Regions from separate parts of the Homo sapiens genome. Here region 1 is linked to region 2. Evidence: chromatin loops called from intact Hi-C (ENCODE). Cell type or tissue: GM12878. All regions are shown on one strand. Links, peaks and the distances in the headings refer to the core of each region. The heading gives the core; the rest is flanking DNA.

Region 1 (15,389 bases), core at 5,615-9,614, 73 kb before region 2:
GCAGTGGCCACTATTGGAAGATATAGACTGCTACACAGATAAACGAGATTGCAGGTAATGTGCTGGTGCCCAAACCAGATGCATCTCTGGGCCTTTCTCTTCAGACCAAGGGAGCATATTGGCATTAAAATGGAATATAATCTATCCATTATAATTTAACTGACATAACTTATACTTTTCAAGAAAATTATCTGAAAATTTATGACACTCTATCTACTGTTAAAAAGAAATTACTTATGAAATACCAATGGATTAGGCTAATGTGGTAGATGGTTGAGTCTTTCCCTAAATTTTTCATCATTTTTGAGCTGGTGTCTGTTTAGTGTTCCTGAATTGTCATCAGGTTTCTGCTTTTCTACCTTGTGTGCAGAGGTAAACAGCTGAATATTTATGTAAACAGCTTTGTATAGAAACTTTTCCGTTTAAAACTAAAAAGGGAAGGCAATTGCACTTAAGATTGAATGTTTCCTGAAGGGGTTGTTTCAGCATTTTACAGCAGCTGCTGCCTCCTCTTTTGGAGATGAAATTATTATTCAAGACACATTTCTCAACGTTTACAAACTTAGTACACGCACACCTTATTTTATTATGCTTCACTTTATTGTGTTTTGCAATTTTTATAAATTGAAGGTTTATGGCAACCCTGCATTGGGCGAGTCTATCAACACCTATTTCCAACAGCATGTGTTTAATTCATGTCTCTGTGTCACATTTTGGTAATACAATATTTCAAACTTTTAAATTTTATTATATCTCGTATGGTGATCAGTGATCTTTGATGTTACTACTATAATTGTTTTAGGGCACTGTGAACCATGCCCATATAAGACAGCAAATTGATAAATGTTATGTGTGTTCTGACTATGCCACCAACCAACGGTTCTACTTCTGTCCCTCTCATTGGGCCTCCCTATTCCCTGAGACACAACAATATTAAATTCGACCAATTAATAACCCTAAAATGGCCTCTAAGTGTAGGAAGCCTTGTTGAAAGCCTAAAGGCCAAAACAAAAGCTAGGCCTCTTGCATCAGCGAGACAAGTTAGGAATGCAAAGCAAAAGTTCTTGAAGGAAATTAAAAGTCCTACTCCAGTTAACACACAAATGATAAGAAAGCAAAACAGCCTTACTGCTGATAGGGAGAAAGTTTTAGTGATTCAGATATATATAGAGAGAGTGAGAATATATAGAAGATAGATAGATAGATAATATATAGAGAGAAGATTAAATCAGTCACAACATTCCCTTAAGCCAAAGCCTAATCCAGAGTAAGGTACTAACTCTTTTCAACTCTCTGAAGGCTGAGAGAGGTGAAGAAGCTGCAGAAGAAAAATGGAAAGCTAGCAGAGGTTGGTTCATTAGGTAAGAGGAAAGAAGCCATCTCCATAACAGAAAAGTACCAAGTGACGCAGCAAGTGCTCATGGAGAAGCTGCAGCAAGTTATCTAGAAGATCTAGCTAAGATCATTAAACACTAAACAACAAATTTTCAATGTAGATGAAACAGGCTTCTGTTGGAAGAAGATGACATCTAGGACTTTCATAGCTAGAGAATAGAAGTCAATGCTTGGCTTCAGTGCTTCAGAGGGCAGGGTGACTCTCTTGTTAGGGGCTAATGCAGCTGATGACTTTAAGTTGAAGCCAATACTCATGTACCATTCTAAAAGTTCTAAGGTCCTTAAGAATGATGCTAAACTATTATTGCCTGTGCTTTATAAACGGAACAACATAGCCTGGATGACAACACATCTGTTTATAGCATGGTTTACTGAACGACTTAACCCCACTGTGGACACTCACTGCTCAGAAAAAGAAGATTCCTTTCAAAATATTATTGCTCATTGACAATACACATGGTCACCCAAAAGCTCTGAGGGGGATGTACAAGGAGATTCTTGTTTTCATGTCTGCTAATGCAACATTCATTCTGCAGCTCTTGGGTCAAGGAATAATTTCAACTTTCAAGTCTTATTATTTAAGAAATTCATTTCATAAGGCTATAATTGCCATAGATAGTGATTCTTCTGATGGATCTGAGCAAAGTAAATTGAAATCCTTCTGGAAAGGATTCAGCATTCTAGATGCCATTAAGAACATTCGTGATTTATGGGAAGAGGTCAAAATATCAACATTAACAGGAGATTGTAAGAAGTGGATTCCAATCCTCATGGATGACTTGGAAGAGTTTAAGACTTCAGTGGAGGAAGTCACTGCGGATGTAGTGGAAATAGCAGGAAAACTGGAATTAAAAGTAGAGGCTGAACATATGACTGAATTTCTGCAATCTCATGATAAAACTTGAAGGGATGAAGAGTTGCTGCTTATGGATGAGCAAAGAAAGTGGTTTCTTGAGATGGAGTCCACCCTGGTGAAGGTGCTGTGAACATTATTGAAATGACAACAAAGGATTTAAAATATTACATAAACTTAGTTGATGCAGCAGCAGCAGCAGGGTTTGAGAGTATTGACTCCAATTTTGAAAGAAGTTCTGTGGGTAAAATGTGGCAAACTTTATTGTTTAAGAAATTGCCACAGCCACCCCAAACTTCAGCCACCACCCTGATCAGTCAGCAGTCATCAACATTGAGGATCCTCTACCAGCAAAAAGATTACAACTCACTGAAGGCTCAGATGATCATTAGCATTTTTAGCAATAAATTATTTTTAATTAAGGTATGTACTTTTTTTAGACATGTTATTGCACACTTAATAGACTACAGTAATGTGAACATAACTTTTATAGGTACTGGGGAAACAGAAAATCTGTGTGACTCACTTTATTGTGATATTCACTTTATTATGGTAGTCTGAAACTGGACCTGCAACATCCCTGTGGTATGCCTGTAAGGAAGATCATATGCCATTTGTCTTTCTGTGCCTGGCCTATTCACTTAACATAATGCCCTCCATGTTCATGTTCATCCATGTTGTCACAAGTGGCAGAGTTTTCTTTTTTTTTCCTTTTTTTTTCTTTCTTTTTTTTTTTTTTAGACGGAGTCTCGCTGTATCACCCAGGATGGAGTGCAGTGGTGCAATCTTGGCTCACTGCAAACTCTGCCTCCCAGGTTCACGCCATTCTATCGCCCAGGATGGAGTGCAGTGGCGCGATCTCGGCTCACTGCAAACTCTGCCTCCCAGGTTCACGCCATTCTCCTGCCTCAGCCTCCCGAGTAGCTGGGACTATAGTCACCTGCCACTGCCCCTGGCTAATTTTTTGTATTTTTAGTAGAGACGGGGTTTCACCTTGTTAGCCAGGTGGTCTCGATCTCCTGACCTCGTGATCCACCCACCTCAGCCTCCCAAAGTGCTGGGATTACAGGCATGAGCCACCGCTCCCTGCCTCAGAGTTTTCTTTTTTAAAGCTGAATACTATTCTATATATATATACAGTATAGATTATATATATATGTATAAAATCTCACATTTGTGCATTCTAGTTATCTTTTAAAAATATATTTCTAATATTGCATTGTAAGGGAATGTTGGTATATCAGTCCTTTGCAATTTATTGAGGTTTTCTTTATAGCTTAGTCAGTTTTCAGAGTTAATATTTCACTAATTATTGTATTCAATATTCTATATATGTTCTATACATCTAAAAGTTAATTATGCTATTTAAATCTTTTTACTGACCTTTTTTTATCTGCTGAAGTTATCAATTACTAGGAGAGTTGTACTGCAGTTTCTCCCTCTGGTGATGGATTTGTCTATTTCTCTTAATTGCCATGTGTGATATAATAAGAAATATATATTTGGTCACTGCCCTCAGTTTCTGACACAGAGCTCCTAAAATGCTTGTAATTTCCTGAGTAATAGGGGTGCTTATTAACGCTATTTCTTTCCCCCTCTCTTCTTGCTGTCTCTTGTTTTTTTTTAAATTATTATTATTTTTATGATAAAAGATTGTTTTGTTTCAACAGCTTTAGGAGTACAAGTGGTATTTTTGGCTACATGGATGAGCTGTAGAGTGGTGAAGTCAGTCTGGATTTAGTGTAACTGTCACCTGAATAGTGTGCATTGTACTCAGCAGGTATTTTTTCATCCCTCACCCCCATCCCAACCTCCCCGCTTCTGAGTCTGTAGTATCCATTATACTACTCTGTCTGCCTTCGCATACCCATCTTGCTGTCTTTTGAATTGATAAGTCTTTCTTCCTCACTCCAAGTCCCCCCTACCTGTTTAGAGGTTGTTTGCTCTATGTCTGTCTGCTTCCTTAGTAGCTGCTCCTGCTATTTTAACAGGCATCCTTTAAAAAAAAAATCTCTATTTGAATATGCTCCAAAATTCAAAGACATATCTCTCTGGCTTTTCTATTTTTCCTCCACAAATTACACATTTTTCTTATAGTTTTAAACAATGTTTTTCTTTTCCCATCTGTTTATCAATATCTTCTCTCATTGTTACTTTCTTCCATTTCGAGGTTTTCATCTGCTATCGTTTTTTTTTTTTTCTTTCTTTCTGCAGTACGTACTTTAGAATTTCCTTTAGCGGGTCTTTCTCTCTTCTAATAGCAAACTCCGTAATAGACATCAGTGATAACAGAGATAAATAAGGCTCACTCCCATACAATATGTAATTGCAATGTAAACTAAGTACAAAATTAGAGGTTAGGACAAAGTGTTGAGAGCACAGAGAGGGGAGACTAACTCTAGAGAGTGAGGAGAGCGTCTCAGGAACAATAAGTGTACATTAAATTATGGAAGGCTATGAGTATATTCATGGAACATTCATCAGCTCAGTGGGCTGGAGCTTAGGCGCGGGTTGGTGCCAGATGGAGCTAGAGAGGTGAATTAGCTAGATGGTGGGCTGTGACGAGCCTTAAATGCCAAATTGAATGCAACAGGGAATTGGGGGAGGTTTTAGGCCGGGGACTGGCATGATTAGATGCATTATTTAGAGGTAAACTGTGTGACTGCATGGAGAGCCATGAGCTGCAATAGTCACCTGAGAGGAAGCTGAGTAACTAAAGCAAGGCAAAGCAAGGATAATGAAGAGAAGAAAAGAAATTTTAAAAGACATTCGTGCGGTAAAATCTTAACAGATTCAAAGTGTAGAGCACTGGAGGATGTACTCCAGGGACTCTAATTTGGAGGACCAGCAAGCTTGAAAGCACAGGAAGGAGTGCTCTTGTTTGGGAGTGGAGGGAGGGTGGCATTAGAGATGATGAGTTTAATGTGTAGCATAAAACGTTTTATGTGCTTCAGGACAAATGGTGCGTTGGTTTTAGAAGAATTAATATTTGAGATGTTAGGGGGGATATCTATGTGCTGAGAACTCTGCGACATTTTCTGATTATATTTGGCTGTTGTGGTCATTACTATTTTTCTTTTACTTTCTGAATTGGAATACAGATCTGGGTTTCAGGATGCAAAGTCTATTTTCTGCAATAAAGTGTAATTAAATAATAGTTGGGGTGCAGTTACATTTTAAGTCAGAAACTTGAAATGTAGTCCTGCCTTCACTGTGTTTTGCAAAATTATTGCTTCTGAGCACTGATTGCTCTTGACTGGTAGGACCTCTTGTTTTGTGTCTGTTTTTATCTTAGCACTGTTTTCAGGCTGACAAATGTAACCCAGATTGTCTAAGAGCATCTGTCAAGACAGGAGAGAAGGAAGACAGGGCAAGAGAAGAGGGGAGGGAAAAACATACTTCATTTAATTAGAAAAGTATTTGCAGGGCTTATGCTTCCTACCTGCTCTTTTTAGCTAGCAAGATCAGATTCTCCCCTGGAGATTGCTTCCTGGCCTGTAAGCCCAGACTAGGGCTTTCTTTTTGATGTGTGAGTCATCACAGTATTTCTGTGACTTATTATTTACTCACATGTAATAATTGCAGTGGGCACTACTGAGAATTGAGAGGAGCTTCTTCCCACCAGGGTGTGAAGTAGTTTTGACAGCAGGTGTGGTGTGTCAGCCTGAAACCTGAACAGGGCATCACCTTTTACCTGGTGCCATCACAGAGTGCTCCAGATTTGGGTAGGAAGAGGATCCCGTCACATCCAGGCATCTCTTGGCAGAGGAAAGGGAGCTGGTCAGGGAGTTTTGAAAACAAAAATTGTACTATAAAATGTTTTATTTGGGGAGCTGTGCTCTGGCAGCATCCTGATCTGAAATAATTCCTAGCCTTTTGTGTGGTTGGTGGTGGCTGATCCATGGAATCCTGCTGTGTCGCTCAGCTGCTGTTAAAATATTGGATCAAAGAAATGACTCAGGAGGAAAAGTGTCAAGTAAAAGTTAATCATTTCATCCTTGCTGAAAGATAGAATTTGAGTTGTTAAATTGCAGAATTAGTCCTGGAGTTTTTGTAGTTGTTGTTGTTGTTAGAAATTAGTTATGATAAGAAGTTGTATTCCTACATCTGCATAGAGACGGTGTTTATCACTAGCACCTGTCTCTGGTTGGCATCAGTAAGGCAGAAAGTGAGAAGTGGTGACATATGTGAACGCATGAACAATGCTAGGCATTGTACCTAAATTATCTCATTTAATCTATTGTGCAATAAAGGAAACTCAGAGATGCTCAGAGACTAAAGACGCCATCCGAAGTCACTGAGCAGGCACATGGCAACTACCGTTCAAACCCAGTGTAATTGTTGGCAAAATCTATACCACGCTGCCGTCAGTCATCTTTCAGTATGTTTTTCTAATTTGAAAGAGCAGATGAGGTTTCCATGATGAATTAGTTTCACCCAGGTGTTATCCCTTGATCGAAACACCATCCTGTCACGCCTGCCCCAGATTCCCAGCCTTCTATCCCCAGATGCTGTCTTCAAGTAACAAAGGAAGGAAAACATCTGAAGGGGCTCACTCCACGGTGCAGCAGCCAGCCCTACTTCATTCTTTGCTTTGAACTGTTTCTTGACTGCCTGTTAGACCATTTGTCAGATATGTTTTTAAACTATTACAGTTTCTGGCTATCCTTGTCACAAGGATAGATTACACAAGGTTCTCAGCAGCAAAGATGTCAGCTGTACAAATACAAGGATTTGGTCCTTGTTTTTCCTAGTGGTTTAAAATTGACTAAAGGCTACGGATGGGCCAAATGGGACAGCCAAGGATGGGACAGCTTGAGCTGTCAGGAAAGGAACATATAAAGGTTGTCTTGGGAGCAGGTCTCCTTGGTGCCCATCCAAAGTGGCTTCCTGCATTCTACAAAGCTTAGGGGAAAACAGCATTTAATTTACATGGAGTGTTCTGTCGTCTCCAAGAGAACTTAAAATCACTTGCTTGAACAAGCAGAATTTACAATAAGAGGGCTTGAGAACATGAATGGATAGCCTTTTGTTATGGAAACAAGTTGTGTTATACAGATTAAAATGTTAATAGTTTTGGATGGCAATTGGAACTGGAGCTTATATCTATTCATGGTTGTTTTCCCTGGGACTTGTAGATACCCAGCCAAAAGAGTAGAGTATTTTTAGCCAGGTTGTCACCCACAAAGAAAATAAAATGAAGATCTAGAACTAGGAATCCGGAGTTGAGAAAAAGAGGAACAGAAAGTGGGAGGATTGGTTACAAGCAATGACCATTTACAGAACAGGTGTGACTCATTCTCCAAGGTAGAGTTTATCACCTTACCCCACAAGGAATGACTTTCTGGAGAACCCATATTAGTCTCTTCCTTTATAAGACTTCACAGGAGAAAAAGGAGTGAAAAGGAAGAGAGACTATCAAACTTATCCAACCCAGGGCCTGTGGGCTGCATGCGGCGGCCCAGGACAGCTTTGAATGTGGCCCAACACAAATCCATAAACTTTCTTAAAACATTATGAGATTTTTTTGTGTGTGATTTTTTTTTTCTAAGCTCATCAGCTATTGTTAGTGTATTTTATGTGTGGCCCAAGATAATTTGTCTTCTTCGAGTGTGGCCCAGGGAAGTCAAAAGATTGGACATCCCTGCCAAAGGTTGAGGAAGTTCATGTATAACCGTGTATTCAGATAAGTTCTAACTTACCTGACCAATTTTTGTTTGTTAATTTTATGCCACCTTTTTGCAGTTAAGTGGATTTTGGCATAGTTGCAGGGGCCATTTGTACTAACCTCTGTTGATTTTTTTTTTTAATACTTTAAGTTCTGGGGTACATGTGTAGAATGTGCAGGTTTGTTACATAGGTATACACATGCCATGGTGGTTTGTGGCACCCATCAACCCGTGTTCATCTACATTAGATATTTGTCCTAATGCTCTCCCTCCCCTAGCTCCCCACCCCCCAACAGGCCCCTGTGTGTGATGTTCCCCTCCCTGTGTCCAAATGTTCTCATTGTTCAACTCCTACTTATGAGTGAGAACATGCAGTGTTTGGTTTTCTGTTCCTGTGTTAGTTTGCTGAGAATGATGGTTTCCAGCTTCATGTCCCTGCAAAGGACATGAACTCATCCTTTTTAATGGCTGCATAGTATTCCATGGTGTATATGTGCCACATTTTCTTTATCCAGTCTATCATTGATGGACATTTGGGTTGGTCTCAAGTCTTTGCTGTTGTGAATAGTGCTGCAATAAACATACATGTGCATGTGTCTTTATAGTAGAATGATTTATAATCCTTTGGATATATACCCAGTAATGGGATTGCTGGGTCAATCTATCTATCTGACAAAGGGATAATATCCAGAATCTACAAAGAACTTAAACAAATTTGCAAGAAAAAAACAACCTCTGTTGATTTTCTACTAACTTTTTAGAAACTCTTGTTCTTAAAGTGTTCAGAGGCCTTGTGTTTCTCATCTGTGTAATAAAGGAAGTGATATAGATGACCCATAGTGTATGATTTGTAACTCCAGAAAATAGTTATAAGTGAATTCAGTTATCATTTGATGTACTAGACACCCAATGACTAGGGGAAAATCAGCAAAGGATAGGTAGTTCTCTAGAGCCCTGTCTGGTCTTTCCTGTGTACGCACAGCTTTAAGCATTTGCCCAGCCTTGTATACCTTTAGAGATAAGGGGATCTTTAAAAGGCTGTCTTTAGTTCTTTCCTTCCCTGGATTTTCTTATTAAATTTCTGGCTGCTCTGCCATTTTGTGTTTGCTCGTTCCAACCAGTATCAAAACCTAGGCTAGCCTTGATGTTAGGCTGTCCTGATTGCTTGCCACTGTGACATCTCTTATTTCTGATAGTACCCTGGGCACTGTTTTCCATGCCCTGTTCCAAATATAGTCAGCCCCCTCCAGCAGGGCAGTGAGCTGCCAGCCCACATAGTCTTCCTCATCTGCTGAGGCTGGGGTAGGACTTTCAGGTAATGGAGCCTAAGGTGTGAGGGGGAAGAGGATAGGAGCAGTCTCTGGGGAAGATGTCACAGATTCCACTGTTGTTACTAAGATTCAGTAGGTGTTCTTTATAAATCCTTTTCAATTTGTTATATGCCATTGATCAGTTTTTAGAATCTTAATTTGGTTGTTTTTGACAACTGTGCCCACTTTTATCATTGCCCTTTGGGGAAAAGATTTGCCGAGCTCCTCATTAAGCCATTCCAGAAATCCCACCTCTTTTTCATATAATTTATAAGTTTTCTTTAAAACTTATTTTACAATTCTGACTTCAGATTAGTGCATAGACATTATAGTTGTAAACATCTTGAGTCTCTTCTATTATCTCCTACGAGCCCTGCAGGTGCAATTTACCATGACTTGGCCCTAAACCATATTGATTTAATGAACACAGTCAGCTATGTATATTCCTTGATGATCTGTTGGTAATTTGAAAGATCATATCAACAGACATTATCCTGAATGGTAGAGTTGTGAAGAATTGTGTCCTGTGAATTTTGCAATTCAGAGGACAGATTGATTAGAAAGAAGATATTCTGCTGGATAATATTTTACTTCAATAAATCTGGCAAATTTATAAGATCTTTTTTTGAGAAAAAGTCTAGGCAGGATACAGTTGTGGTAAAGAGTCTTTTAAAACCATCCTCACAAAACAGAAATTAAGTACCAAATTGGTTGCCGTGATCTCAAAGTAGTCATTTATTCCCTTCTATTTTCTGTACTCCATAAGAAGTCTTAAGCCTTAATCACATTTGAGTGATAGAAACATATCACAGTACCAGAAGACAGAAAATTAAAATGAAGTCTGGCTCTAAGAATGGGATAGAAACTAGTCATAATTCTAATCAAAAGTTATTTTATTTTCTAATTTTTAATAATTATATATTGTGATTTAAAAAATTTTAAAATATGTGCACATGCCCCTCTCCTTCAAATTTTATGTGTGCCAAGCATGGGCTCCATTTTGGCAGTGAAATGGCTGTGCATGCCACAGTAGACTAGGGGAGAGGTACTGACTATAGAGGTTCACTCCAAAAGGATCCGGCCTACCAAATCATAGTAATGTTGCTCATATCTTTTGTGAATCTAAATTATTAAAATAAAGGTTAAAATCATACCATTTAAGGGGTAAAGTTAATACTCAGGAGATCTTGAGGCCAAATAGTCTCATTTCTTTTGGGCACAGATCTCTCTAATGGTTAGGTTGTTTCCAGAGCTATGGTGCCAGCAGGGCCATTGTGGTTGAAGCAGGCCCACAGCTGATGCCTTGGATACTGAGAGCAAGGTTCATTTCCAGGTCAGTGAAGCTTGCTGAGAGCCAGAGATAAAGGATGAGGACCTGAACTATAGGGCTGTACTAGAACTCATTTAGGAACATAGACATAAACCTCATTCACAGGGATGGGGCAAGTGTGGCAGGACTGGCAAAAGAAAACTGCAAGGAGATAAGCAGGTGGTATGCAGGAGTCCACTTCAGTCACCTTAGATATACCTGGGCAAGAGCAGAAAAAGTAACCTCAGACGCTACCTGTCCATGGGATGGGCTGTATTAATATTCAGATAAGTAAGGTGGGATGAGCCTGCTGGTAAAAGGCTTTCAGAGCATGTAACTGGATGAAGTGTAAGCCAGGGACTGACCTGTGTGGTCTACCCTTTGCCAAGGAGATGTCATTGTCTCTATTCATAATGACAATTGAACAGTCCCTGCTGCTGGCACAAATACCACAAGGCCCAAACAATATAAAACAAAATATATCCACTTTTATCTTCATGGTTATCATTATTGCTATTAATAAAAAGAAAGGACCTTGGGTTAGTGGACATGACCCTGGAATGGAAGTTGAAACTTAGTGCTTGGCCCATTAAGACATTACAGAAAAAAATCATGTAATTGGAATGAATCTCATTTTCCCACTGTCCTTGGTATTATTGGACAGGATTTCTCAACCCTAATACAATGAACATTTTGGACCAGACAATTCTTTGTTATGGGGAGAAGAGGGGCAGGCTGTCTTGTGTGTTGAGTATTTAGGAAGGTCTCTAGTCTCAACCCACCAGATCTCAGTAGCACTCCCCTTCCCCATCATGACAACCAAAAATGTCTCCAGACATTGTCATATATATTCTGGGGGGCAAAATTGTCCCCAGTTAAGAACGGCTGCTGAAAAGATACAAAATAAGCTTGTGTAAGATATGACTTTGTCCTTAAGGAATTCACAAACCTGTTAGGTGAACACACCTAATATAATATAATCCATGTACATGGATAATGTGGTAAAAGTTAAATTTGGAACAGTGAATTTCTCAACTTACACATAAAAAGAGTTAAAAGCAGAATATGAGACTAGCTACGGACAGGAAGGGTGCTGAGGAGCCAGGGATAGAAACAGCATTTGAGGATGGACAGCATTCAGCATATTTAGGGGAGATGAGGAGAGCAGCTCAGCTGGAGGAACAAGAGCAAGTATGTTTGTCAAGGTCCGTGAGAACATTACCTGCTCAGGGTGGATGTGTGTGCTGGGAAGTAGAGGCAGGAGGCTGCACCAGGCTGCTGCTATCCTGGAGCACGGTTTCACACTCCACACTCCACATGTCCCTGCTCCCTAAAACATCACATCCCAGGCATAAAGTTCGTTCTAGAAATCAGGCCTTACAAGTATTAGTGATTCTACTTTTCTCCTCTCCCCATGTGATTAAGTGTGATAATAAAACACCTGCTAATACTTTAACTCACAATCTGTGCCCCCTCATTAGGGATTCTACTTGATAAGGCTGTTAGTGTAGTATAATTATAACTAACACTTATTAAGTTCTCACTATGTTCCAAACAGTGTTCTAAATGCTTTACATGTCTCAATTATTTTCCCAACAGCCCTAGTTGTAGTATGTTGTCATTTTCTCAGTTTTCAGAATGAGGAAACTGAGGTGTGAAGAGGTTATATCTTGAATATGCCCAAGATTATGCACCTAATAAGTGGCATAAACAGCATTTGAATCCAGATGGTCTGGCTCCAGTGTACTTTTAACCCATATTATACCCCTTCTCTATCCATGCTGATAAAATTGTGTATGTGACATAGATAGCAAAAAAACTACATAGAAAAAAGAAACAAGTGTATGGTGCTGAAGGAATTACTGGTTCATACCCAGAGCTCTGGCCTCTGAAAAATCCAAAACTGTCCTTGAGGCATGGGCTTATCTGCAGGGAGTTTACATTCCAGGGGTGAATTGAAAGGAAGCTCTGGGTTTGGAATTAATATCACATAAATTACTTAGATATATTCAGTATTAGGAATATTGGTGTACCTAATCTGAATCTTTTAAAATGGGAATGCTTAGATCTGACTTATTTCCAGATTTCATAGATTAATGTATTCAATTCATATTCCCCAGGATATTAAAGTACAGTGCATTCATCTGGAGCTGTTTAAAAAAGAAAAAAAAAAAGAGTGCTTTATGTTTGTATAGGTCATTTTCAATTGCATCATTTAATTTTATCATAACAGCTCCAGAAGCAAAACTGCTTATGAAGCATAAGAGTTTGCATTAATCTTTTCATTCCTTTGCCTTTTATTATTGCCTTGTATGGCGAAAAGATGTCATAATTCTGTTTTACAGATGAGGAAACAGGTACAGAGAGATGAAGCCAATTACCCAAGAAGGCAGAAACAGATTTAGGTGTGTAATTCTCCTAAGCCCCCTGGGTAGATTCTAAATCTGCTGCACTGAAATGGGCTGCAGGGGAGGCCAGACAGCCAATATGGTTTCCTTCGTACACAAAGACTCCATGCTCAGCCTTGACCACGCTGGTGTCTCGCCAGCCCCAGCACATGCCCTTCTCTGCCTTCACTCATTCTACTTCCCTGACCTGCATTGCTTCCTCTCTTCTCTGATACTCTAAGTTACGAACATTCTACAAGGGAAAGGAAGGCTCACTTTTATTTTATTTTATTTTATTTTATTTTATTTTATTTTATTTTATTTTATTTTATTTTATTTTGCTTTGCTTTAAATTCTGGGGTACATGTGCAGAACGTGCAGCTTTGTTACATAGGTATACACATGCCATGGTGGTTTGCTGTACCCATCAACCTGTCATCTATATTAGGTATTTCTCCTAATGCTGTCTCTCCCCTAGCCGCCCACACCCTGACAGGCCCTGGTGTGTGATGTTCCCCTCCCTGTGTCCATGTGTTCTCGCTATTCAACTTCCACTTATGAGTGAGAACATGCGGTGTTTGGTTTTCTGTTCCTGTGTTAGTTTGCTGAGAATGATGGTTTCTAGCTTCATCCATGTCCCTGCAAAGGACATGAACTCATCCTTTTTAATGGTTGCATAGTATTCCATGGTGTATATGTGCCACATTTTCTTTATCCAGTCTATCATTGAGGGGCATTTGGGTTGGTTCCAAGTCTTTGCTATTGTGAATAGTGCTGCAATAAACATACGTGTGCATGTGTCTTTATAGTAGAATGATTTATAATCCTTTGGGTATATATCCAGTAATGGGATTACTGGGTCAAGTGGTATTTCTAGTTCTAGATCCTTGAGGAATTGTCATACTGTCTTCCACAATAGTTGAACTAATTTACAGTCCTACCAACAGTGTAAAAGTGTTCCTATTTCTCCACATCCTCTCCAGCATCTGTTGTTTCCTTTTTAATGATCGCCATTCTAACTGGTGTAAGATGGTATCTCATTGTGCTTTTGATTTGCATTTCCCTAATGACCAGTGATGATGAGCTTTTTTTCATATTTGTTGGCTGCATAAATGTCTTCTTTTAGAAGTGTCTGTTCATGTCCTTCGCCCACTTTTTGATGGGGTTGTTTGTTTTTTTCCTGTAAATTTGTTTAAGTTCCTTGTAGATTCTGAATATTAGCCCTTTGTCAGATGGATAGATTGCAAAAATTTTCTCCCATTCTGTAGGTTGCCTGTTCACTCTGATAGTTTCTTTTGCTATGCAGAAGCTCTTTAGTTTAATTAGATCCCATTTGTCAATGTTGGCTTTTGTTGCCATTGCTTTTGGTGTTTTAGTCACAAAGTCTTTGCCCATGCCTATGTCCTGAATGGTATTGCCTAGGTTTTCTTATAGGGTTTTTATGGTTTTAGGTCTTTCATTTAAGTCTTTAATCAATCTTGAATTAATTTTTCTATAAGATGTAAAGAAGGGGTCCAGTTTTAGTTTTCTGCATATGACTAGCCAGTTTTCCCAATACCTGTTATTAAATAGGAAATCCTTTCCCCATTTCTTGTTTTTGTCAGGTTTGTCAAAGATCAGATGGTTGTAGATGTGTGGTGTTATTTCTGAGGCCTCTGTTTTGTTCCATTGGTCTGTATATCTGTTTTGGGCCAGTAACATGCTGTTTTGGTTACTGTAGCCTTGTAGTGTAGTTTGAAGTCAGGTAGCATGATGCCTCCAGCTTTATTGTTTTTGCTTAGGATTATCTTGGCTATACAGGCTCTTTTTTGGTTCCGTATGGAATTTAAAGTAGTTTTTTTTCTAATTCTGTGAAGAAAGTCAATGGAAGCTTGATGGGGATAGCATTGAATCTATAAATTACTTTGGGCAGCGTGGCCATTTTCACGATATTGATTCTTCCTAACCATGAGCATAGAATGTTTTTCCATTTGTTTGTGTCTGCTCTTATTTCGTTGAGCAGTGGTTTGTAGTTCTCCTTGAAGAGGTCCTTCACATCCCTTGTAAGTTGTATTCCTAGGTATTTTATTCTCTTTGTAGCAATTGTGAATAAGAGTTCACTCATGATTTGGCTCTCTGTTTGTCTGTTATTGGTGTATAGGAATGCTTGTGATTTTTGCACACTGATTTTGTACCTTGAGACTTTGCTGAAGTTGCTTATCAGCTTGAGGAGATTTTGGGCTGAGACGATGGGGTTTTCTAAATAGACAATCATGTCATCTGCAAACAGAGACAGTTTGACTTCCTCTCTTCCTATTTGAATACGCTTTATTTCTTTCTCTTGCCTGATTGTCCTGGCCAGAACTTCCAATACTATGTTGAATAGGAGTGGTGAGAGAGGGCATCCTTGTCTTGTGCCGGTTTTCAAAGGGAATGCTTCCAACTTTGGCCCATTCAGTATGATACTGGCTGTGGGTTTGTCATAAA
Region 2 (15,389 bases), core at 7,213-11,212:
ATGGTATTGCCTAGGTTTTCTTCTAGGTTTTTATGGTTTTAGGTCTAAAACTTAAGTCTTTAATTCATCTTGAGTTAATTTTTGTATACGGTGTAAGGAAGGGGTCCAGGTTCAGTTTTCTGCATATGGCTAGCTAGTTTTTGCAACACCATTTATTAAATAGGGAATTCTTTCCCTATTGCTTGTTTTTGTCAGGTTTGTCAAAGATCAGATGGTTGTAGATGTGTGGTATTATTTCTGAGGCCTCTGTTCTGTTCCATTGGTCTATATATCTGTTTTGGTACTAGTACCATGCTATTTTGGTTACTGTAGCCTTGTAGTATAGTTTGAAGTCAGGTAGCATGATGCCTCCAGCTTTATTCTTTTTGCTTAGGATTGTCTTGGCAATGTGGGCTCTTTTTTGGTTCCATATGAAATTTAAATTAGTTTTTCTAATTCTGTGAAGAAAGTCAGTGGTAGCTTGATGGGGATATCATTGAATCTATAAATTACTTTTGGCAGTATGGCCATTTTCATGATATTGATTCTTCCTATCCATGAGCATGGAATGTTTTTCCATTTGTTTGTGTCTGCTCTCATTTCCTTGAGCAGTGGTTTGTAGTTCTCCTTGAAGAGGTCCTTCACATCCCTTGTAAGTTGTATTCCTAGGTATTTTATTCTCTTTGTAGCAATTCTGAATGGCAGTTCACTCATGATTTGGCTTTTTGTTTGTCTATTTTTGGTGTATAGGAATGCTTGTGATTTTTGCACGTTGATTTTGTATCCTGAGACTTTGCTGAAGTTGCTTATCAGCTTAAGGAGATTTTGGGCTGAGACGATGGGGTTTTCTAAATAGACAATCATGTCATCTGCAAACAGAGACAGTTTGACTTCCTTTCTTCCTATTTGAATACTCTTTTTTTCTTTCTCTTGCCTGACTGCCCTGGCCAGAACTTCGAATACTATGTTGAACAGGAGTGGTGAGAGAGGGCATCCTTGTCTTTGTGCCGGTTTTCAAAAGGAATGCTTCCAGCTTTGGCCCATTCTGTATGATATTGGCTGTGGGTTTGTCATAAATAGCTCTTACTATTTTGAGATACGTTCCATTAATTCCTAGTTTATTGAGAGTTTTTAGCGTGAATGCGTGTTGAATTTTTGTCACAGGCCTTTTCTGCATCTATTGAGATAATCATGTGGTTTTTGTCATTGGTTCTGTTTATGTGATGGAGTACGTTCATTGATTTGCATATGTTGAACCAGCCTTGCATCCCCGGGATGAAGCCGACTTGATCATGGTGGATAAGCTATTTGATATGCTGCTTGATTAGGTTTGCCAGTATTTTATTGAGGATTTTCGCGTTGACCTTCATCAGGGATATTGGCCTGAAATGTTCTTTTTTTGTTGTGTCCCTGCCAGATTTTGGTATCAGGATGATGTTGGCCTCATAAAATGAGTTCGGGAGGAGTCCCTCTTTGTCCATTGTTTGTAATAGTTTCAGAAGGAATGGAAGCAGCTTTTCTTTATACCTCTGGTAAAATTCAGCTGTGACTCCATCTGGTCATTGGCTTTTTTGGTTGGTAGGCTATTAATTACTACCTCAGTTTCAGACCTTGTTATTGGTCTATTGAGGGATTTGATTTCTTCCTGGTTTAGTTTTGGGAGGGTGTATGTGGCCAGGAATGTATCCATTCCTTCTAGATTTTCTAGTTTGTTTGTGTAGAGGTGTTTATAGTATTCTCTGATGGTAGTTTGTATTTCTGTGGGATCAGTGGTGACTGATCCTCTCTATCATTTTTTATTGTACCTATTTTATTATGCTCTCTTTTCTTTTTTATTAGCCTGGTTGGCAGTCTAGCTATTTTGTTAATCTTTAAAAAAAAAATAGCTCCTGGATTCATTGATTTTTTTTTGAAGGGTTTTTCATGTTTCTATCTCCTTCAGTTCTGCTCTGATCTTAGTTATTTCTTGTCTTCTGCTATCTTTTGGATTTGTTTGCTGTTGCTTCTCTAGTTCTTTTAATTGTGATGATAGGGTGTCAATTTTAGAGCTTTCCTGCTTTCTCCTGTGGGCATTTAATGCTATAAATTTTCCTGTAAACACTGCTTTAGCTGTGTCCCAGAGATTCGGGTACATTGTGTCTTTGTTCTCATTGGTTTCAAAGAATTTATTTATTTCTACCTTAAATTTGTTATTTACCCAGTAGTCATTCAGGAGCAGGTTGTTCAGTTTCTGTGTAGTTGTGTGGTTTTGAATGACTTTCTTAATACTGAGTTCTAATTTGATTGCACTGTGGTCTGAAAGACTACTTGTTATGATTTACATTCTTTTACATTTGCTGAGGAGTGTTTTACTTCCAGTTATGTGGTCAATTTTAGAATAAGTGTGATTTGGTCCTGAGAAGACTGTATATTCTGTTGATTTGGGGTGGAGAGTTCTGTAGATGTCTGTTAGGTCCACTTGGTCCAGAGCTGAGTTCAAGTCCTGAATATCCTTGTTAATTTATTGTCTCATTGATCTGTCTAATATTCACAATGGGGTGTTAAAGTCTCCCGCTATTATTTTGTGGGAGTCTAAGTCTCTTTGTAGGTCTCTAAGAACTTACTTTATGAATCTGGGTGCTCCTGTATTGGGTGCATATATATTTAGGATAGTTAGCTCTTCTTGTTGCATTGATCCCTTTACCATTGTGTAATGCCCTTTTTTTGTCTTTTTTGATCTTTGTTGGTTTAAAGTCTGTTTATCAGAGACTAGGATTGCAACCCCTGCTGCTTTTTTTTTTTCTTTCCATTTGCTTGGTAAATCTTCCTCCATCCCTTTATTTTGAGCCTATGTGCGTCCTTGCACATGAGATGGGTCTCCTGAATACAGCACACCAGTGGTCTTGACTCTATCCAATTTGCCAGTCTGTGTCTTTTAATTGGGGCATTTAGCTGGTTTACATTTAAGGTTAATATTGTTATGGGTGAATCTGATCCTGCCATTATGGTGCTAGCTGGTTATTTTGCCCATTAGTTGATGCAGTTTCTTTGTGGAGTGGATGGTCTTTATAATTTGGTATGTTTTTGGAGTGGCTGGTACTGGTTTTTCCTTTCCATATTTAGTGCTTCCTTCAGGAGCTCTTGTAAGGCAGGCCTGGTGGTGACAAAATCTCTCAGTATTTGCTTGTCTGTAAAGGATTTTATTTCTCCTTCGCTTCTGAAGCTTAGTTTGGCTGGATATGAAATTCTGGGTTGAAAATTCTTTAAGAATGTTGAATATTGATCCCCACTCTCTTCTGGCTTGTAGGGTTTCTGCTGAAAGATTGCTGCTAGTCTGATGCACTTCCCTTTGTGGGTAACCCGACCTTTCTTTCTGGCTGCCCTTCACATTTTTTCATTCTTTTCAACCTTGGTGAATCTGATGACTGTATGTCTTGGGGTTGCTCTTCTCAAGGAGTATCTTTGTGGTGCTCTCTGTATTTCCTGAATTTGAATGTTGGCCTGTCTTGCTAGATTGGGGAAGTTCTCCTGGATAATATCCTGAAGAGTGTTTTCCAACTTGGTTCCATTCTCCCCGTCACTTTCAGGTACACCAATCAAATATAGGTTGGTGTTTTCACATAGTCCCATATTTGTTGGAGGCTTTGTTCATTCCTTTTCATTCTTTTTTCTTTAATCTTGTCTTCACAGTTTATTTCATTAAGTTGATCCTCAATCTCTGATATCCTTTCTGCTGCCTGATCAATTCAGCTATTGATACTTCTGTATGCATCACGAAGTTCTCGTGCTGTGTTTTTCAGCTCCATCAGGTCATTTATGTTCTTCTCTAAACTGGTTATTCCAGTTAACAATTCCTCTAACCTTTTATCAAGGTTCTTAGCTTCCTTGCATTGGGTTAGAACATGCTCCTTTAGCTCGGAGGAGTTTGTTATTACCCACCTTCTGAAGCCTACTTCTGTCAATTTGTCAAACTCGTTCTCCATCCAGTTTTGTTCCCTTGCTGGCGAGGAGTTGTGATCCTTTGGAGGAGAAGAGGTGTTCTGGTTTTTGGAATTTTCAGCCTTTTTGGGCAGGTTTTTCCTCATCTTTGTGGATTTATCTACCTTTGGTCTTTGATGTTGGTACCTATGGATGGGATTGTTGTGTTGACATCCTTTTTGTTGATGTTGATGCTATTCCTTTCCGTTTGTTAGTTTTCCTTCTAAGAGTCAGGCCCCTCTGCTGCAGGACCATTGGAGTTTGCTGGAGGTCAACTCCAGATCCTCTTTGCCTGGGTATCACCAGCAGAGGCTGCAGAATAGCAAAGATTGCTGCCTGTTCCTTCCTCTGGAAGCTTTGTCCCAGAGGGGCACCCACCAGATGCCAGCTGAAGCTCTCCTGTATGAGGTGTCTGTCGACCCCTGCTGTGAAGTGTCTCCTAGTCAGGAGGCACAAGTGTCAGGGACCCATTTGAGGAGGCAGTCTGTCCTTTAGCAGATCTTGAGCACTGTGCTGGGAGATCCACTGCTCCCTTCAGAGCTGGCATGTAGGAACACTTAAGTCTGCTGAAGCTGGGCCCACAGCCGGCCCTTCCCCCAGGTGCTGTATCCCAGGGAGATGGGAATTTTATCTATAAGTTCCTGACTGGATCTTCTGCCTTTCTTTCAGACATGCCCTGCCTAGAGAGGAGGAATCTAGGGAGGCAGTCTGGCTACAGAGGGTTTGCGGAGCTGTGGTGGGGCTCTGCCCAGTTTGAACTTCCCAGTGGCTTTGTTTACAATGTGAGGGGAAAAACCCGCCTACTCAAGCCTCAGGGCCCTGGTGTTGCGAAGACCATGGGAAAAGCATAGTATCTGCATTGGAATGCACCGTTCCTCAGGATACAGTCCCTCAAGGCTTCCCTTAGCTATGGGAGGGAGTTCCCTGACTCCTTGCACTTCCCAGGTGAGGTGACGCCCCACCCTGCTTCTGCTTGCCTTCCATGGGCTGAACCCACTTTCTAACCAGTCCCAGTGAGGAGCCAGGTACTTTAGTTGGAAATGCAGAAGTCACCCGCCTTCTGCATTGATCTCACTGGGAGCTGCAGACCAGAGCTGTTCCTGTTTGGCCATCTTGCCAGCCCTCCCCTGGACCTCTGATTTGAGCTGATTTGTCAGGCGAAGTGGCTTACATGTTTGATTTACCTGTAAGTATTGGCTATCATCGTAAAGTTTTTTAGGTTCTGGATGAGAGGTTTATTTGAAAGTAGTTGTTCCAGGATTTAATTATTTAAATCAATTCTGACTGCCTTTGTTTAGAATTTTAATTCAGTGAAAGGTCTAGTTCTTAATGGTTATATGTAACCACAACAGAGACAAGAAATTCATTGCAATTAAATTGTTGGTTTTCCTCACACAAAGCTCATGTTTTAATGCTCCCCTCCATATGGGGGTCAATCATATAGCATTAACATTAATAGCCTAATAAGTCTAATAATGAAGATGTGTAGCATGTTAAAATTAGCCATTAGAATTCAAACATACCACACTCAATGCATGCAACAAGATCCACAAATGCCAACACTACCCATCTGTTTGAACTAATGAGCTGTAAACATTTCCCCCACTGGTGAACTAATAAATTATAGCATGTTACAATTGAAAGGGACCTTGGAGATAGATCTTTCTGTTCCAGCTACCTCTTTCTTCATTTTGTTGGTCCTATATAAAGGTATATTATTTATCCAAGGTCACAGTTGTACAGTAAAACCCTGCCATGGCATAATAGGCCCAGAAATTCCTGTGTGTAAAGCAGGGGTTCCCAAACGTTAGTATACATCCTGGAGAGCTTGTTGAAGCACAGATTACTGGGCCCCACCCTTAGAGTTTCTGATTCAGTGGGTCTGAGGTAGAACCTGATCATTTTCATTTCTAACAAGCTCCTGGGTGCTGCTTGTGGTCTGAGGACCAAACTTTGAGAACCACTTGTGTAGACCACGTGGTAACATTACTGTGAAGTTAATGGAATGATGAAAGCCAGCCTACATAGTTAGCCAGCCTTGAGTTCTGAGGATCTAGCTGCAGGAGCCAGATCTATCCAGGTGTAAACTTGGGTTTGCCACCATCTAGTGTTAGTCATCTAAAGCTGTGTAAACATTGATGGGGATGATTCTGGATCCTGTAGCTGGCTGGGGCTTCCAGCTATCCCATGGTTAGTAGGCATTTATTTCTTCTATTGATTTGGGAAGATTGTGCTTTGGGGACCCAGCTCCCATCTTGCTGATTTCCAACTACCACCAGCTACTTCCCTGTCAGTCTTGTCCTCTCCTGAATATATTCTCCCCTCCTCTAGAAGACAAGAACATTGGCCCAACTCTTTCAGAAGCTGGAGAGCCAGTCACATTACATCCAAAACTGTATTGGGGAAGGCTTTTACAGCAGCCAGTGGTAGATCTCCTGTTGTTTAATGTACTCATTCTCAAACTCCTGCCTCACTGTCTTACCTCTGTGCCTTTGCATTTTCCATCACTCTTAACCTTCAAGGTTTAGCTGAATTTCCACCTCCTTCAGAAACCTTGTCTTCCTACTCTAGAAGATAACAACTTTTCTTTTAAAGAGAAAATAGGGCATGATTCTGGTACTTTTGCGTTCCAGACTTTGTGTGGATGTTCGTGTCATTTTATTCTCAAAACTATCTTGCAGTATAGACGTTGTACCCATTTTATTGATAGTAATGCTGAGACTCAAGAAGGGTAAGGCTTTTAAGAGACAGGGTCTCACAGTTGCCCAGGCTGAAGTGCAGTGGCACAATCATAGCTCACTGAAACTTCAAACTAGCTCAAGGGATCCTGCTGCCCCAGCCCCTTCTAAGTAGCTCTGACTATAGACACAGGCCACCACACCTGGCTAATTTTTTTTTTTTTTTTAAGGAATGGGGTTTTGCTATTTTGCCAAGCTGGTCTCAACTCCGGCCTCAAGCAGCCTTCCTGCCTTGGCCTTCCAAAGACCTGGGATTATAGGCATGAGCCACCATGCCTGCCCCATTTTCTAATTTGTTAGAATATAATTTGCTATGATATACCTTGTCTAATACAAGTGCATTAGACAAATACATAGGCAAAGCTGTCTATAGAGTGGTTTTTGACAAGATAGTCTCTCTCCATGCCATGCTGCAAGCTCTTAAAGATGGGGAGCATGTCTCATTTGTTTTTATTCTCAGCCCCAGCCCCTCCTATTAGCACAGTGCATGTTAAGTTGTGGCACTCAGTATTTTCCAAAATGGATCTCCTGGCTTACTGCTGTGTATACTGCATCTTCCTGCCCCGCTTCTCTGTGCAGTTGGCTATGGTCCCCAGCGGGGAAGGAGGTTCCTTTGGTGTAGTCTCTCCTCCATTGCCCCCACTCAGAATTTGCAGCATCAACTGTTTTCTCTCAGTCTATCTTCTCTATGAATGCCATCTTCAGGAAAAGGAGCACTTTTCTACCCTGAGAATGAATGATTTAGAGATGAGGGTGGTTTCAGCTTCATGCCAAGCTCATAGTCTGGGGGTGGCTTCCCACACCCTCTTCACTTCCCTGAACCTCATCTCTCTCCTTTTCAGTCACTATCTCCTTATTCTTCAAGACATCCCTATGAATCAAGCAGTAGGGACAAGTGAGAGGCTTATCAGAGTTAGAGATTGGGTGAAAGATCACCAAAAGCTCATGTTGCTTAAAACTTGAATTGCATGAAAGGCATTGGATCCAAATGTTTAAGAAACACTGACTCACTCCTTTGCTGTTTTGAATATAACTTGCAAATGTGGTTTCATTTATCATCCCACTTCCTCCATCTCTCGTAAAACTGTCACTTTCAGGGAAGAGAATAAGTGGGCCTGGCCTCACTGTGGCTCTAGTACTCTCTGAGGATGGAGTAAGGATTCCTGGTTCTCAACCCAACTATACAGTAGAATCACTTGGAAGCTTCCTACATTCCTTCAGGGAGTCTGATTTCCTTAATCTGGGATGTAGCATGGCATAAGCATTGCTGTGTTCCTCCATTGTTCTAGTGTTCAGTCATTGTTCTAGTGTTCACTCAGCATTAAGAACTGCTAGATTAGGTTTTTGGATTCCAAGACTTGCTGATCATAATAGCCATATTGGGAGCCTTTTAAAATTTCTCCATCCCATAACCTGGGAGTCAGAATTTCTAAGGGAAAGACCTAGGGATATATGTTTGAAGTAGATTCTGGCCATCAGCTAGTTTGGGAAATTACCAATCTTGGTACTTTCAGATATTTCTTCTAGCCTTCCAGTCATCAAAGCAAGGTAGAATTATCAACATAATGATATAAAGCTATTGTATTATTTTATGCATGCTTCCTGGAGCAAGACATAAAGATAAAACTCATTCAAAATGTTCGGAATATCATGAACTTCACTGTGGGACTAAGCATTCCTGCACAAGTCCAAACAGTGAACTTAATTCATACTCTTCAGATGATAGCTGTGTCTGTTTAATATTGGCCCAACCTACTCTTGCTCACGTATTTTCCATTTCACTGTAATTTTTATTCCAGCTGTATATTCAACAGACTGCCTGCCAACCCTGTGGAACCACTTGACATAAATGATGTATTTTGAAAGATTAAACCAGAAACACGTATTAAAACCATCTTTATACTAGCTTAAGACTTAAAGAAGTTTTTATGTGGATTCAAGTGGAATGAGAGGAACTAAGAACGGGGAATGAGGCCCCAGAAAAGCAAATTTGAGGTTAAAGGTAAAAATTAAAATTAACTAATTTTTAATCAACATGCCACTTGGTAGCAAAAAATTAAAATTTATTAATGACTATAATATTATGAATAATTTCACATGCTGAAGTGTATTGCCTCTTCAAAGCATGCCTCTTGGGTTTAAATGTTCTTTTCACATGTAAAACGTTCTGGTAAGAACTGTGCCTACTTTCTATGACCTTACCTCCCTTTCTACTGTAAAAACATCAGCACATCTTTCAGGAAAATTGACTGCTGCCCAAAGGAAATACACATAATTTTTAGGTCCCTGAATTCAATTTCTGAAGATATTTTTCAGGCATTGCAAAAGAAAAAAGAAAAATGAATGAGTTTGCTGTGTACAAGAAATAATCTTTTTCATAAGCAGTGCAGTCAAAATGATAGAACATGCTCCTTTAGTATTTGGCATCTCTACAATATCATTTAATTCCCTGACCTCAATATTCAGTCTTTAACACCAAAACCATAAAAAGGGAAGTATGATACGTATTCTTCACCCTGCACAAGCAACTTCCTGTCTCCTCAAAGGAGATAAATGATCCTAATTCACTTTAATGCCGGAAGAAGGAGGTTCTGTGTCATTCTAATAAGCCTCAAACTCCTGGTACTATTTTTACCCCATTGCTGACCTCAGTGGCTGTGGAGAGCAGAACACCCTCCCTCAACAAATGCAAATAGACTCCAGCAGCCTTTCTTGAGGAGCACTCAAGCAATTACTTCTGAGTCCTCAAGTAGAATTCACATTAATTGATTCCCTTTTGTAGGCTTTTCCTTAGCAGGAGATTTAACAGTTTTTCTCTTTTGTTTGGAATTCTGCATCTTGGTGGAACTGACAACCTCCTTTATTTTATTTTATTTTATTTTTTAGAAAGGGAAATATGAAAGAGAAGAGCAGAAAGGAGCTCTATTACAGGTGGGATTTTTTTCCCCCTTGAAAATATCCTGAGTGATAGCCTAGACTCCAGGCTGGCTGGAGGACTTGCAGAATGCAGGGAGGGATCTGCTCTGCCTCCTGCCTCAGTATAAATCCCTCCAGGGACAGGCACTCTGCTCCTCAGTTTTCTAGAAAAGTGCCCATGTACATTTCTGAATTATGAAAGCCTCTCTAAATCAGGAATTACACAGTCCTCTTTCATCTGGCTTGTAGTCTTGGCCTACATGAATTAATTGTCAGCATTTTAAAATAGGGAAATTCCATCTAAATATCCGGATTTCTGACTTTTCTTAAAAACTTAGGAGAAAATTTTTGAGAGAATTTTCTGTTTTCTTAAGAAAAACAATAGAAAAGATCTGTTTGGTGTGAGTCAAAAAACCACTATTCCCATTTGTTTTCTAGTTCATTATACTCCCTGTAATCTCACAGAACTGCCACAAAGTGACAGTTATTGTAATTGTACCCACACTGTTGATCATAAGTTCAGAGGACAGTGAAATATTTCTTGTACAAAGTATAAAAATTTAAAAGATAGACTAGGACTAGCACAGATTTCAAGGAAAATGAGAGAGAACGGCCAGGCATGGTGTCTCATGCCTGTAATCCCAGTACTTTGGGAGGCCAAGGCAGGTGGATCACCTGAGGTCAGTAGTTCAAGACCAGCTTGGGCAACATGGCGAAACCTGTTTCTGCTAAAAATACAAAAATCAGTCAGATATTGTGGTGCATGCCTGGAATCCCAGCTATTCGGGAGGCTGAGGCATGAGAATGGCTTGAACTCGGGCGGCGGAGGTTGCAGTAGGGCCGAAATTGCACCACTGCACTCCAGCCTGAGTGACAGAGGGAGACTCTGTCTCAAAAAAAAAAAAAAGGAAAAAAAAAAAGAAAGAAAGAAGAGAAAGAAAATGAGAGAGAACAACTGTTTCTTTATGGAAGTGAAGGATATTCCTGCGTTTAATATGCAAAGCATCTGTATCAAAAGAATTTGACTAAAAATGCCATTATAACCCAAACCCAGCCCTGTGGACACATGCATTCATTTGTGACTTATGCTATAAAAAAGCCTGAGAGACATTCATATTTGCCTACCTGTTGCTCATGGAACAAGATGCTCAGGCCCTGAGATAACATGATGAATATTCATTCCTTCTGTTTTCCCAGTTCTGTCTCTTGCAAATAACCAAAAGCAGCATGTCTGTACACCATTATTAGCCCAGGAGAAAGGGAGAGACATATGATGTGCAAGACACATGGTAGGTGTTTTAGTACATTTAATTCCCTAGGAGTGCTCTAATTAGGTATCAGCCCCATTTAAAAATGAGAAAGTTGAGGCTCCAGAGAAATTAAGTAACTTACCCAAGGTCACAGAGCAAAGCTACTAAGTGGCAGGCCTGCCATTGTGCTTGCACTACTCATTGAAATGCTTTCCCTGAATTACTACTTAGCACAATGACTTTAGTTTTTATTGTGGGTTGATCAGGAGTAGCCAAACAAGAGTATTCTGTTCATATTCTATAAAACTGCTATTGAGGATGCTAATGTTTGTCAAAAGATCTGTCTAATGATCTTTTCTTTGCAGTGAGTGACAGATGAAGTTTGTGTTTCTGAACAAAATAAAAAATGTACTTCTGTTTATGTAGCCAGAAACAAATGATACTAGCTATCCTTTTTGCCTTCATTTCCAGGAAGCTCCAAGGGAAATGTATTGTCCCATTCCATCTTATGGTAAAATTAATCCTCCCTTTTGCCACATTGTTTTGGACCTTTCTTCCTGGAGTCATTATTGTGCTTTGGTGTGTTATTAATTCTGTTATTCAAGTTGCATCTAGTTGTAAGCTTCCTCAGATTCCTTTTAAAGAAGGCAGAAGTATAACTTATAAATAAGACCCTTAAAATTCAATTTATACCCCTAAGAGTAATTAATAAATCCAATTTTAATATGACACTAGATTTAACAGAAGGGGCTATTTGGGGAATGGCCCAAAAGCCTTTGGGTCATTTCTGGCTTCGGGGAATCACAATTAACAGAGACAACTCTCTCAAATTGAGCTCTGGCCCAGTTTGTCTTGCATTCTGCTACTGGGCGATAGTTGCTAACTTGCACAGAGAACTTACTGTGTACCTGGCCCTGGGCCAAGTGCTTGACATGCCTTGTCTCCATCTTTGCAGCAAGTATATCTAGTACCATTCTTACCCCTATTACAGGAAATTCAAGGATCAGAGCTCAAGAAACTAGTTTACAGGCACATAGATAATAGGTTTGATCTTGAGCAAAGACCTTGACTTCTTGGTGTCCATGTCCCCACCTGTAAAGCAGGCATATGCTCCTTTCTCAATCTCCTCACAAATCTGTGATGTTAGTCACTTCTGTCCTCCCCGCCCCCACTGCAAGGAACTAGATCCAAAGGAAGGGTTATATTCTATATCTCAACCTTCCTAGTCTTTTATTTTCCCTGAGGGTTCTCTCAGGCACGTTGGCCACCAACTTAATCGAATCTTCTCTTTTCCTAGGGAGACGGAAATCTCATGTTCTGTCTTTTCTAAGCTCTACTATTGGCCTAGGTTGTTGGTTATCATCACGCTTTGTCTCACAAAATATTTTAAATCTCAATTCAACTACAGTCAATTCTTGTTATTCATGTTAGTTACGTTATATAACCGGCATCCCCCAACCCCTGGGCCACAGACTGGTACCAGTCCATGGCCTGTTAGGAACCAGGATGCATTAGCAGGAGGTGAGCTGCAGGTGAGGGAGCATTACCAGCTGAGTTCCACCTCCTGTCAGATCAGTGGTGGCATTACATTCTCATAGGAGCAGGAACCCTATCGTGAACTGTGTGTGTGAGGGATCTAGGTTGCATGTTCCTTATAAGAATCTAATGCCAGATGATCTGAGGTGGGACAGTTTCATCCCAAAACCATGTCCCCCACCCCAGGTCTGTAGAAAAATTGTCCTTCTCGAAACTGGTCCCTGGTGCCAAAAAGGTTGGGGGCTGCTATTGTATATAGTCTCCATGAATGTTGAATTATCTAATTTGGAACCATTTCTCATAAGAGAAATAGAAGGTTAGTTTCCTTTGAGCCTCTCACAAACTTTTATCAACTGATCAGTATGTACCCTTCTTTTATGTGTTTCTGATTAAAGACACCTTATTTAGTATGTATTGTTGATTCACTAACATTGAGCTTATGGCCAACAGCACTGTAACTTATGCCTGAATGAAGCTAATCTACAGCATTTTCTGTAAAAGCTACATCACAACTTACTGTGCTTAGAAACACTAAACAGCATCTCAGCACTTTGCTTGCAAGCCATATTTAATAGTAAAATCACCAACACAAAAGCATAAAAATGTAAAAAAAAAAAAAAAAGCACTAAATAGTCCATGGAGAGGACATTTGTTTCCAGTAAAGAGCTGAAACAAGAAAGATGGAGCATCACCTTGTTCATCTTAAGCTGGGAATGTATGCGTTGATTGACTGAAATTTTTTGCCACTCTATGCGTGTCCACTAATGACCATGAAAGCATTGCAAGTATTTATTTTGGGATTACAAAGAAATTTTAGGGATATTAACCCCTTGCCTGTTATAAGTTGAAGAGTTTTTGTTTTTTTCATTTTTACTTTTGCTTTGTATTTTTACTGAATTTATATGTATAATAAAGTTTATCAGTCTTTTTCCTTATTGCTTTAGATTTTGAGTCAGAATTAGCAAAGCTTCTGTACTCACAAATAATAGTAGAATATACCTGTATTTTTTTTCCTAGTGCTTTTATGCTTTTTTACATTTAAATATCTGATCGATTTGGAATTTAAGTTGCGGTATGGTGTTTGGAATGAGTATAGTTTTACCATTTTCCATATTGCTCAACCAGTATCTCAACATTTGTTAAATGCTTATATTTTCCCCAACTGATTTGATATGCTGCCTTTATCAATCCTAAATTTTCATATATCATTGGGCCTACTCGTGTGCCAATATCAAATGCTTTATAGAGGCTTTAGAGTATGTTTTAGTATCTGATAAGGCCAGCAGTTGCCCCCACACCACCTTGTTTTTTTTTCCCCAGAGATTTCCTGGCTGTTCCTCCTTACTTGCTCTTCATGTACTTGTCATTTCAAGTCAATCTGCATATCAAATATCAGAGCTTTTCATTTGGCTCTTTATGGCTATTTTCTGACACCATAGACATTTTTAATTAGAACATTTTTAGTGTTCTATGAAATTGAGAAGTATTCCTTCTGACTCAGTGCAAGTGATATATGACTGTCCCACTTAAGCTTGAGAAGCAAGGTTCTATTAGGCTCACTCTCCTTAAGTAAGGTATGGTCCAGGTTACTCATATCCCTGTGTTTCTCTTGTGCTAATAATCAGTGAAGTCCCCACCTGTGCCACTATGTCATATGTGTGGTCAAATGCTTTCCCTTGCATATTTTTTATGGTGAGAACACTTAAAATCTACTCTTAGTGATTTCCAAGAATACAATATGTTATTATTAACTATTGTCACCATGTTATACAATAAATCTTTTGAATTTATTTGTCCTAACTGAAACTTTGTATCCTTCAAATAACGTCTCCCCAACTCCCTCTCCCCAAGCCCTTGGTAACCACCGTTCTACTCTGCTTCTATTAGTTCAACTTTTTTAGATTAAACGTATAAGTGAGATCGTATGGTAGTTGTTTTTCTGTGCTGGGCTTATTTCACTTACTATCTTCCAAGTTTATCCATGTTACAAATGACAGGAATTGCTTCTTTTTAAATGCTGAATGGTATTCCATTGTGTGTATATATATACCACAATTTCTTTAACCATTCATCTGTTGACAGATACTTAGGTTGATTTCATATCTTGACTGTTGTGAATATTGCTACAGTGAACATGGACGTGCATATCTCTACATACTGATTTCATTTTCCTTGAATATATACCCAGTAGTGGGATTGATGGATTATGTGGTAGTTTTAGTTTTTATTTTTTCAGGAACCTCGCTACTGTATTCCATAATAGTTGTACTAATTTACCTTCCGATCAACAGTGTGCAAGAGTTCCCTTTTCTTCACATCTTTGCCAAAATTTATCTTGGATCTTTTTGGTAATAGCCATTCTAACAGATGTGAGTTGATGTCTCATTGTGGTTTTGATTTGTATCTCTCTGTTGTTAGTGTACAGTGATGTTGAGCATTTTTTCATGAACCTCTGGACCATGGGTATATCCTCTTTTGAGAAATGTCTATTCAGTTTTTTTGCTCATTTTTTAATCTGGTTGTTTTCTTACTATTGAGTTGAGTTCTTTATATATTTTGTATATTAATCCTTTATCATATGCACAGTTTTCAAATACATTTTCCCATTCCATAGATTGTCTCATAACTCTGTTGATTGTTTCTTTTGCTGTATAAAAGCTTGTTTGTTTGATGTAATCTGATTTGTTTATTTTTGCTTTTGTTGCTTGTGCTTTGGGGTCATATCCAAAAAATCATTGACCAAACCAATGTCATGGAGATTTTCCCATATGTCTTCTTCTAGTAGTAGATTTACAGTTTCAGTCTTATATTTACATCTTTAATCTATTTGGAATTGAGTTTTATATATTGGTGACATAGTAGTCTAATTTCATTATTTCTGCATGTTGATATTCAATTTTCCCAATGCCATTTATTGAAGAGATTGTCCTTTCCCTGTTAATGTGTTCTTGGCATCTTTGTCAAAAATCAATTGGCCATAAATGCACAGATTTATTTCTGGGCTCTCTGTTCT

The links. Hi-C counts contacts between places; a loop is a spot of excess contacts. Peaks named below come from ENCODE experiments on the same cell type or tissue, not always from the same donor. Only the 100,000 strongest peaks of a DNase experiment are listed, where the experiment ranks them.
Region 1: it touches region 2 in a loop (4-fold over the local background); 1 of 110 quality-filtered maps calls a loop at or near these places.

The regions. Positions count from the first base shown.
Region 1 is chr3:133,130,723-133,146,111 of GRCh38, forward strand. All of the region lies in intron 2 of TMEM108 (transmembrane protein 108), which reads left to right. Among named protein-coding and RNA genes, the nearest start is that of TMEM108, 100 kb to the left of the region's middle. In GM12878, for the core only: no CTCF peak of the experiment used is centred there; DNase peaks (open chromatin) are centred at 5,829 and 7,459; H3K27ac peaks cover 506 bases.
Region 2 is chr3:133,202,384-133,217,772 of GRCh38, forward strand. All of the region lies in intron 2 of TMEM108 (transmembrane protein 108), which reads left to right. Among named protein-coding and RNA genes, the nearest start is that of TMEM108-AS1, 47 kb to the right of the region's middle. In GM12878, for the core only: no CTCF peak of the experiment used is centred there; DNase peaks (open chromatin) are centred at 7,768 and 9,268; H3K4me3 peaks cover 211 bases; H3K27ac peaks cover 269 bases.